Regions from separate parts of the Mus musculus genome. Here region 1 is linked to region 2. The links are chromatin loops, found by intact Hi-C in ENCODE. Cell type or tissue: left cerebral cortex. All regions are shown on one strand. Links, peaks and the distances in the headings refer to the core of each region. The heading gives the core; the rest is flanking DNA. Region 1 holds the start of Olfr519 (olfactory receptor 519). Region 2 holds the start of Olfr516 (olfactory receptor 516).

The links. Peaks named below come from ENCODE experiments on the same cell type or tissue, not always from the same donor. Only the 100,000 strongest peaks of a DNase experiment are listed, where the experiment ranks them.
Region 1: it touches region 2 in a loop (2.2-fold over the local background); 6 of 42 quality-filtered maps call a loop at or near these places.

The regions. Positions count from the first base shown.
Region 1 is chr7:108,892,802-108,898,182 of GRCm38, forward strand. Olfr519 (olfactory receptor 519) reads right to left here and starts at 1,604. Exons shown (of 1, transcript NM_207160.1): 1 at 660-1,604. The coding sequence starts at 1,604. The coding sequence ends at 660. In left cerebral cortex, for the core only: no CTCF peak of the experiment used is centred there; no DNase peak of the experiment used is centred there.
Region 2 is chr7:108,845,944-108,851,324 of GRCm38, forward strand. It overlaps Olfr516 (olfactory receptor 516), which reads right to left and starts at 65. Exons shown (of 1, transcript NM_146725.1): 1 at 1-65. The coding sequence starts at 65. In left cerebral cortex, for the core only: no CTCF peak of the experiment used is centred there; a DNase peak (open chromatin) is centred at 2,826.

The sequences.
Region 1 (5,381 bases), core at 66-5,065, 47 kb after region 2:
TCTGTTTTCACAGTCTCCAAAATTCATAAAGTTCAAAAGCATGATAGAAAAACACCAACACAGGGTCCCCAATGGAGAAGCTAGAGAAAGCACCCAAGGAGCTGAAGGGGTCTGCAACCCTATAGGTGGAACAACAATATGAACTCGTTATCTCTAGCTGCATATGTAGCAGAAGATGGCCTAGTCCGCCATCACTGGGAAGAGAGGCCCCTTGGTATTACAAATTTTATATGCCCCAATACAGGGGAATGCCAGGGCCAAGAAATGGGAGTGGGTGGGTAGGGGAGTAGGGCAGAGGAAGGGTATAGGGAACTTTCGGAATAGCATCTGAAATGTATATAACAAAAATATCTGAAAGAAAGAAAGAAAGAAAGAAAGAAAGAAAGAAAGAAAGAAAGAAAGAAAGAAAGAAAGAAAGAGAGGGAGGGAGGGAGGGAGGGAGGGAGGGAGGGAGGGAGGGAGGGAGGGAGGGAGGGAGGGAGGGAGGAAGGGAGAGAGGAAGGGAGAGAGGAAGGAAGGGAGAGAGAGAGAACGAGAGAGAGAGAGAGAAAGAAAGAAAGAAAGAAAGAAAGAAAGAAAGAAAGAAAGAAAGAAAGAAAGAAAGAAAGAAAGAAAGAAAGGAAGAAAGAAAGAAGAAAAACACCAAGTCCTTCAACAAATCAACCTGTGTGTAAAGTCACTTTTCTTTGCCATAATTTTACCACAGCCCTTTTCATCTCCTTGTTTCTCAGGCTGTAGATAAGTGGATTCAGCAGAGGGGTGAGAAGTGTGTATGCCAGTGACATCAGTTTCTTGGTGTCTGGTGAGTACCCGGATTTGGGCTGTAGATAAGTTATACTGGCTGTGCCATAGAAGAGGATGACAGAGGTGAGATGAGAGGCACACGTAGAAAAGGCCTTCTGCCTCCCTGTAGTGGATGGCATCTTCAGGATGGAGAAGAGAATTCGAGTATAAGACAAAAGTATCAACAAGAAGGGGACCATGACGATCAAAATGGTGCTTGTGAAGGCATAGACTTCAAACAGGAAGGTGTCTGCACAGGCAAGCTCCAGCACAGGAGGAATCTCACAGAAGAGATGGTTAATCTCCTTGTGGTCACAGTAGGGAAAGCTAGCCACCCATGTGACTGACAAAACAGCTGTCATGATACTCAAGACCCATGGACACATCACCAATTTCACAAAGGTCCTTTTGCTCATAATCACTGGGTAGGTCAGAGGGTGGCAGATTGCAGCAAATCGATCATAAGCCATTGCCCCCAGGAGAAAACACTCAGTCGCACCAAAGAGAAGAATGAAGTACATCTGCACAAAACAGCCACCAAAGGAAATGGTCGCTTTCTCACTAGTCAGGATCACCAGTATTTCAGGTGTGATGACTGTGCTGAAACAGAAGTCCACTAAAGATAAATTCTGCAGAAACAAATACATGGGGATGTGCAAACTCTGGTCCAGGAAGATGATGGTGATAATGATGGCATTTCCCAACACAGTCACCAGATAAATAACTAGGAAAGCCCCAAACATCTGACCTTGAAGTTCAGGATAGTTAGAAAATCCCAAGAGGATGAATTCAACTGTAGAGCTGTGATTTTGCCTCCTCATCACAATAGCAGAGCCCTATGTTGGTCTTAGGGAGAAATTTTAGAAACCAATTTTCTATCATTGATTCTTGAGATCAGAAAATGACGTTAGAAAATACCACGTAGGACCATTCTGAATCTACGATTCACTTGCTCTCTTTAAAAGAAAATACACCTATACTTGGAGTTTGTGTCACACACTCACTGGTTGAGCACCCATCACCAAGGAATGTCTACACTCGTTCAGATAAACCTGAGCTATACACTCCACAGAAGACACCCGAGCCACTCTGTGCATCTTTGCTACCCAAAGCTCTAACTCCTATCACCTGATTGCCATTTGCCAGAGCACTCACTACAAATAAAAATAATCCAATCTTTATATGATGTATGCCTAAAATAATATAAACTAGAATATAAACTGCAAGTTGACAGTTCTAGACTTTGTTCTAGACTTTGTGTTGTTCCCAGAATTGAAAACAGGTAGCCATGTATGTAATAGATAAAAGTGATAAACTGGAACTTAATAAATCCATAGAGGAATAATTATTTAAATTAAGAAAGCCTGAACTCTACCCTCAGTTGACTACTGTGTCTAAAGGGAAATAATCAACAACAGAACTAAGAAAATCCACATTCACTGCCTGACTTTTCTAGAAGCTTGAGGCTGCTATGGGGCATGAGCAGCACTGGTTTAAGAATTGGTCTGGACCTAGCCACAACAGCCCAGCTTGAGCCTGTGCCCCTCCCTGTATGTGGACCCCCTACCTGTATGGTCAGGAATTACCCCAGACAGCCCTTCTGGCTCTGAGCTGGGCATCTTATTCATGCAGTAAAAAGAGGACTAAGCTGAGGGAGGTCTAACAAGAGTCAGGCAGTAAACAAGCATGGAATTCCTGATTCTCTACCATCTTCCAATCTTACATACAACTAGCTGTTTTCTTTCTTGTCCAAATCCCCTTCAGAGCCCCCTTCTGTACAAAGCTCCTCACTCTCCCTCCACTTGTCTCCCCTCTACCTAATTCTCTCTCCACTCTAACGCCCCTTGTTTCCAGATTTCTCCCCACTGTCAGTACTCGTACATCCTTAGAGTCTGAAACCCATAAACATTGCCAAATCCTGGCCACCACTCAAGTTCATTCTTATCAGTATATGGAACCCTGATGACTTCCCACGTTTCACACCTTCTCTTCCCATCTGTGTCTCCTACGACTCCATCAAAACAATCCCATGCTTCCTCCCAAAACATCCAGCCCTCCCCTGACTCACAGAATAAAATGCTCATTTCTCTGCCAGGCATGTAAGGAAACAAGAGTGGGAGAGACAGTTGTAGAAGCATAAGTGAAGAGAATGCACTCTAGTGACACCTGAGTGTCAGAACAGAGGATGCCAGCCATTACATAAAGCTTTAGAGAGAAACAACAGAATCTTAGTAAGGAACATGACACGGGAAAGCCAGAGGACAGAATTGTATAACAAACTGAAGACACATGATACCTTGGGTTCATGTTATTAGGACATGACAGAGTTTTGTTTTGTTTTGTTTTGTTTTGTTTTGTTTTGTTTTGTTTTGTTTTGTTTTGTTTTAAGTTGATTTACTAACTATGACTCTGGAGATATCCTAAAAGCAAAAACCTAGGACTAGGGAGATGGCTCAGTGGGTAACTTGCTTGGTGTTCTGGTTCAAGTTTGAGGACCTGAGTTTGGAGCCCCAGAAACCACTTGAAATAGCTGGGTCTACATAGTGATATGCATCTGCTATCCCAGCACGGGGGCAGAGTGGAGACAGGCAGATTCTAGGACTCAATGCTCAGTCGGCAGAGCTGAAATGACAAGCTCAAGTTCCATGAGACTCTGTCATAGAAAATCAGGTAGATATCTTGACATGATGCTGCATGCCTTTAGTTCCAGCACTCAGGAAGCAGAGACAGGCAAGTTCTAGGTCAATCAGGGCTACACAATGATATCCTGTCTCAAAGAACAAAAAGAAAAAGGCAGAGAACTATAAAAGAAGCCACTCAGTGTCGGCCTCTGAACTTTACATGTAGAGGCCAACAAACATACACACACACACATGCACACATGCACACACACATACCAATACCAAATGTCTAAGCTAACTACAATAATGTTATTGATGTCAAAAGTTTCATGAAATAAGTAAAATAATCTCTGAAGGAAAAATAAAAACTTTAACTCAAAAACAAAATTTCTATTGTAGAAAACAAATTATAGTATAAGATAATACAGAGAGGATCTTATTTAACTAAACAAACAAGTAGGCTGATAAAATTTATTAAATAAATCTAAGTCATACATTTGTGAATGCTTTATAAGAACTAGAGCCAGGCAGTGGTGGCACACGCCTTTAATCCTTGGGAACTTGGGAGGCAGAGGCAGGTAAATTTCTAAGTTTGAGGCCATCCTGGTCTACAGAGTGAGTTCCAGGACAGCCAAGACTAGACAAAGAAACCCTGTCTCAAAAAGAACCAAATAAATAAATAAATAACTGGACCTGACTAGCCCTTCTCTTCCTGCATTATGGAGTGCCTGGTGCTAACTTGGATAACTCACCAGCATGTTTCACTGGCTTTTGCATTAACCTTCCTTATCATGTCGAACAAGTAGCTCTCTCCTCAGAGTTTCCTCTCCTACAGAATTGTTCTTGACCACCTCACTCTGATCTGATCACTGTGAACTGATGACTTATGCCAGCTTACTCCCTTAGAGCTGCAGCTGTTATCTACACCCTTGTGTGAAGAAGAAAGGGGGAACAACTGGAGCAACTGGTTTTCTTACCAGAGCAGAGAGATCACTTGCCAAGTACCCCCAAATGCCAGTAGAATTGAAATAGGACCCCCCTGACAGGATCAGTAAGGTGGAAGCCAATGATAAAATCTCTCAAGCACAATCTTTAGCTCAAAAATCAATGAGCTGATGCTTACCCTAATGGATCAGATATGTGACCTTGTATTTTAAATGCATTCCCATCCAAACAACTTGGTGAATGGGTGCACTGATTTTATAACATTGTATGCTCTGGGAGAAGCCTTCTCTCTGGAGATCTTACACTCCATGTATACAGACTTTCCTCTGTGGAGATCAGGAAACACCAATGTAATAACTAGGTGCAGCTCTCTTTCAGGATTCTACAGGGACTAATGAGCATGTGTTCACACAAGAGATTTGATTTCACCATTGTGTCCCCAGTTATGAAAATGTAATTGTGTGGGTGATAAGCAACTTGGCCTGGCCTTAAGGAAATAGAACCAGACATTGAAAGGATGCTAAAAATAAGACCTGAGAAGATAGGGAGGGGTTGCAGTCCACAGTGAGAGCAAGCTGATACAAGGGAAAATCTCATCAGAAGCAAACATCTTGTTCACTGTTATAAAATGTGTAAAGTTACTTTATGGAAAGCATGGTTTTATTATCATCAAATTTTCAAAAAATTCTTCGAGAGCATCAAAACGTGGGTTGTGTGGGCTGGAGAGATGGCACTGACTGCTCTTTAAGAAGTCCAGAGTTCAATCACCAGCAACCACATGGTGGCTCACAACCATCTGTAATGGGATCTGATGCCCTCTCCTGGTGTATATGAAAACAGTAACAGTTTACTCACAAAAAAAGAAATAAAATTTTTTTTAAAAACTAGGGTTGTGCCCAAAAAGATGCCCCAGCAGTGATGTCACAGGGGCAAGTGCTCCACTATGTTCATAGCAGCCTTATTTGTAATAGCATGAAACTGGAAACCACCAGGATGTCCCTCAACTAAAGAATAGATACAGAAAATGTAGTT
Region 2 (5,381 bases), core at 227-5,226:
TCAGGATAGTTAGAAAATCCCAAGAGGATGAATTCAACTGTAGAGTTGTGATTTTGCCTCCTCATCACAATAGCAGAGCCCTTTGTTGGTCTTAGGGACACAGTACAGATGAGATGAAGTCACAGAGCAGGAGCTGAGTTCAAATTCAGAGTTCTTGGCAGAAATTGTACAGGTATGCTCATTTTGACAGAGGTTCAAACTAGCAGTTTTGAAGAATGGTCAATAAATTGTAACAATGAATCTTTAAAACACAAATGGACAAGTTAAAAGGTTGACTCAGAAATCCTTTAACTAATATGAAATATGGCTGGTAAAATGATTCAGCTAGTAAAAGCACTTGCCTCACAGCCTAAATTCAGTTCCATTCCTTGAACAGACAATTTAAAAAAGAGTTTGATATAAATGATATAGTACATCTGTCATCCCAGTGCTCCTATGCCAAGATGAGAGTAAGAGGCAAAGCCAAGGGAAATACCCATAAGATTAAGGTTAGTCTGCAGAGTATGGTGCAACAGAATCAAAGTAGATCATCCTTAATACAGTGGACGGAGGAAAGCGTTCCTAAAAGTCACCTGAACCCCACAAGATCTCCATGGCAAATGTATACACTCTCACACACACAATCATACTCACACTCACACACACATACACACTATGTAATAATAATAATAATAATAATAATAATAATAATAATTTTAAAGCTAGAACGTTGACTAGTAGAGTAATAGTCTTTGGAAACATTTCCTATGGACCAAAAAATCAACCAAACCCATTCTGAGGACGGATACAAGCATTGTGTTATTGAGAATCCACCTTCCATAACTCTTATGCATGCACCTCTGTGTTACTTTTAATTGTATACTTGTATATGAATTTTAAAGAAAGACTTTCAAGTTAGGCAAATAGTAAAAAATGTAAACAAATTAAAACTATGATAAATTACATGAACTATATTGATAAATGATTTTTATAAATACCAAAGTACAAAGCACAGTTCTTTTACTTTGTTAAGAATGAAAACTAAACCATATATACCTGAATAAATATACCATATCCCTAAAAATTTGATTTGTAGACAAAGTGACCACAAAGGAACATAAATCAAATGGCTTCCAGAATATTTTTTTGGTTTCTGGTCCAGGTGTACCAAATTTACTAAAATTTGCCCCAATGAGAAATGTTAGAAACCAATTTTCTATCATTGATTCTTGAGTGCAGAAAATGACTTTAGAAAACATCATGTAGTACCATTCTGAATCTATGACTCATTTGCTCCCTTTAAAAGAAAATACACCTATACTTGGAGTTTGTGTCACACACTCCCTGGTTTAACACCCATCACCAAGGAATGTCGACACCTTTTCAGATAAACCTGAGCTATACACTCCACAGAAGACACCCAAGCCACTCTGTGCATCTTTGCTACCCAGAGCTCTAACTCCTATCACCTGATTGCCATTTGCTAGAGCACTCACTACAAATAAAAATAATCCAATCTTTATGTGCTTTATGCCTAAAATAATATAAACTAGAATATAAACTGCAGGATGACAATAATTTTGTTCTAGACTTTGTGTTGTTCCCAGAATTGAAAACAGGTAGCCATGTATGTAATAGATAAAAGTGATAAATTGAAACTTAATAAATCCATAGAGGAATAATTATTTAAGTTAAGAAAGCCTGGACTCTACCCTCAGTTGACTACTGTGTCTAAAGGGAAATAATCAACAACAGGAGAATAAGAAGATCCACATTCACTGTCTGACTTTTCTAGAAGTTTGAGGCTGGCTATGGGGCATGAGCAGCACTGGTTTAAGAATTGGTCTGGACCTAGCCACAACAGTCCAGCTTGAGCCTATGCCCCTCCCTGTACGTGGACACCCTACCTATATGGTCAGGAATTACCCCCAAACAGCCCTTCTGGCTCTGAGCTGGGCATCTTATTCATCAGTAGAAAACTGCAGTAAAAAGAGGGCTAGCCATATGCAGGGATCCATCCCATAATCAGCTTCCAAATGCTGACACCATTGCATACACTAGCAAGATTTTGCTGAAAGGACCCAGATATAGCTCTCTCTTGTGAGACTATGCCGGGGCCTAGCAAACACAGAAGTGGATGATCACAGTCAGCTATTGGATGGGTCACACGGCCCCCAATGGAGGAGCTAGAGAAATTACCCAAGGAGCTAAAGGGATCTGCAACCCTATAGGTGGAACAACAATATGAACTAACCAGTACCCGGGAGCTTTTGTCTTTAGCTGCATATGTATCAAAAGATGGTCTAGTCGGCCATCACTGCAAAGAGAGGCCCATTGTACTTGCAAACTTTATATGCCCCAGTACAGGGGCACACCAGGGCCAAAAAGGGGGAGTGGGTGGGTAGGGGATTGGGGGGGGTGGGTATGGGGGACCTTTGGGATAGCATTGAAAATGTAAACAAGGAAAATTCCTAATTAAATAAAAAGAGGGCTAAGCTGAGGGAGGTCTACAAGAGTCAGGCAGTAAACGAGCATGGAATTCCTGATTCTCTACCATCTTCCAATCTTACATACAGCTAACTGTTTTCCTCCTTGTCCAACTCCCCTTCAGAGCCCCCTTCTGTACAAAGCTCCCCACTCTCCCTCCACTTGACTCCCCTCTACCTAATTCTCCCTCCACTCTAACTCCCCTTGTTTCCAGATTTCTCCCCACTGTCAGTACTCGTACATCCTTAGAGCCAGAATCCCATAAACATTGCCAGATCCTGGCCACCATTCAAGTTCCTTCTCATCAGTATATGGAACCCTGATGACGTCCCACATCTCACACCTTCTCCTCCCATCTGTCTCCTATGACTCCATCAAAACAATCCCATGCTTCCTCCCAAAACACTCAGGCCTCTCTTGACTCACAGAATGAAATGTTCATTCCTCTGCCAGGCATGTAAGGAAACAAGAGTGGGAGAGACAGTTGTAGAAGCATAAGTGAGCGGATTTGCTCTAGTGACACCTGAGTACTAGAACAGAGGATGCCAGCCATTACATAAAGCTTTAGAGAGAAACAGCATATTTATAGTATGGAACATGACACAGGAAAGCCAGAAGACAGAATTGTATAACAAACTGACACATGATACCTTGGGTTCAGATTATTAGGACAAAACAGAGAGGTGTTTTTTTTAAAGTTGATTTCTGAGTATGACTCTGGTGATCTCCTAAAAGCAAATTCCTAGGACTAGGGAGATGGCTCAGTGGGTAACTTGCTTCGTGTTCATGTTCATGTTTGAGGACCTGAGTTTGGAGCCCCAGAAACCACTTGAAATAGCTGGGTTCACACAGTGATATGCATGTGTTATACCAGCTCCAGGGCAGAGTGGAGACAGGCAGATTCCAGGACTCACTGCTCAGTCGGCAGAGCTGAAATGGCAAGCTCAAGTTCCATGAGACTCTGTCATAGAAAATAAGGTAGATATCTTAACATGATGCTGCATGCCTTTAGTCCCAGCACTCAGGAAGCAGAGACAGGAGAGTTCTAGGTCAATCAGGGCTATACAGTGAGATCCTGTCTCAAAGAACAAAAAGAAAAAGGCAGAGAACTATAAAAGAAGCCACCCAATGTCAGCCTCTGAACTCTACATGTACAGGCCAACACATACACACACACACACACACACACACACACACACACACACACACACATGAACACAAACATACCAATGTGCCTAAGCTAACTACAATAATATGTTATTGATGTCAAAAGTTTCATAAAATAAGTAAAATTATCTCTGAAGGAAAATAAAAACTTTAACTCAAAAAATTTTTTCTAATGTACAAAACAAGTTATAAGGTAATACAGAGAGGATCTTATTTAACTAAACAAACAAGTAGGCTGATAAAATTTATTAAATAAATCTAAGTCATACTTTTGTGAATGTTTTATAAGAACTAGAGCCAGGCAGTGGTGGTGCGCACCTTTAATCCTAGCACTGGGGAGGCAAAGGCAGGTGGATTTCTAAGTTCAAGGCCATCCTGGTCTACAGACTGAGTTCCAGGACACCCAAGACTAGACAGAGAAACTCTGTCTCAAAAAAAACAAACAAAAATAACAAATAATAATTGAATAAATAACTGGACCTGACTAGCCCTTCTCTTCCTTTATTATGGAGTGCCTGGTGCTAACTTGGATAACTCACCAGCATGTTTCACTGGCTTTTGCATTAACCTTCCTTATCATGTAGAACAAGTAGCTCTCTCCTCAGAGTTTCCTCTCCTACAGAATTGTTCTTGACCACCTCACTCTGATCTGATCACTGTGAACTGATGACTTATGCCAGCTTACTCCCTTAGAGCTACAGCTGTTATCTACACCCTTGTGTGAAGAAGAAAGGGGAAACAACTGGAGCAACTGGTTTTCTTACCAAAGCAGAGCGATCACTTGCCAAGTACCCCCAAATGCCAGTAGAATTGAAATAGGATCCCCCTGACATGATTGATAAGGTGGAAGCCAATGATAGACTCTCTCAAGCACAATCTTTAGCTCAAAACCTATGAGCTGATGCTTACCCTAATGGATCAGATATGTGACCTCATATTTAAAAGCATTCCCATCCATACAACTTGGTGAATGGGTGCACTGATTTTATAACATTGTATGCTCTGGGAGAAGCCTTCTCTCTGGAGACCTTACACTCCATGTATACAGACTTTCCTCTGTGGAGATCAGGAAACACCAATGTAATAACTAGATGCAGCTCTCTTTCAGGCTTCTACAGGGACTAATGAGCATGTGTTCACACAGGAGATTTGATTTCACCATTGTGTCCCCAGTTATGAAAATGTAGTTGTGTGGATGATGAGCTGACTTGGCCCGACCTTAAGGAAATAGAAGCAGACATTTCGCAGATGCTAAAAATAAGACCTAGAAGATAGAGAGAGGTTGCAGTCCACAGTGAGAGCAAGCTGATACAAGGGGAAATCTCATCACAAGCAAACATCTTGTTCACTGTAATAAAATGTGTAAAGTTACCTTATGGAAAGTCTGGTTTTATTATCATCAAGTTCCCCCCACCCCCCAGTTTGGTTTTTGCTTGTATGTTGGGTTTTTTTGGATTTTTTGGGTGTTTTGTTTTGTTTTGTTTTTTTAATATTTTCTTTATTTACATTTCAAATGCTATCCTGAAAATTCCCTATACCCTCCCCCCACCCTGCTCCCCTACCCACCCATTCCTACTTCTTAGTCCTGACATTCCCCAATACTGGGGCATATAAAGTTTGCAATACCAAGGGACCTCTCTTTCCAGTGATTGCCAAGTAGGCCATCTTCTGCTACATATGCAGCTAGAGACATGAGCTCTGGGGGTACTGATTAGTTCATACTGTTGTTCCACCTATATGGTTGCAGA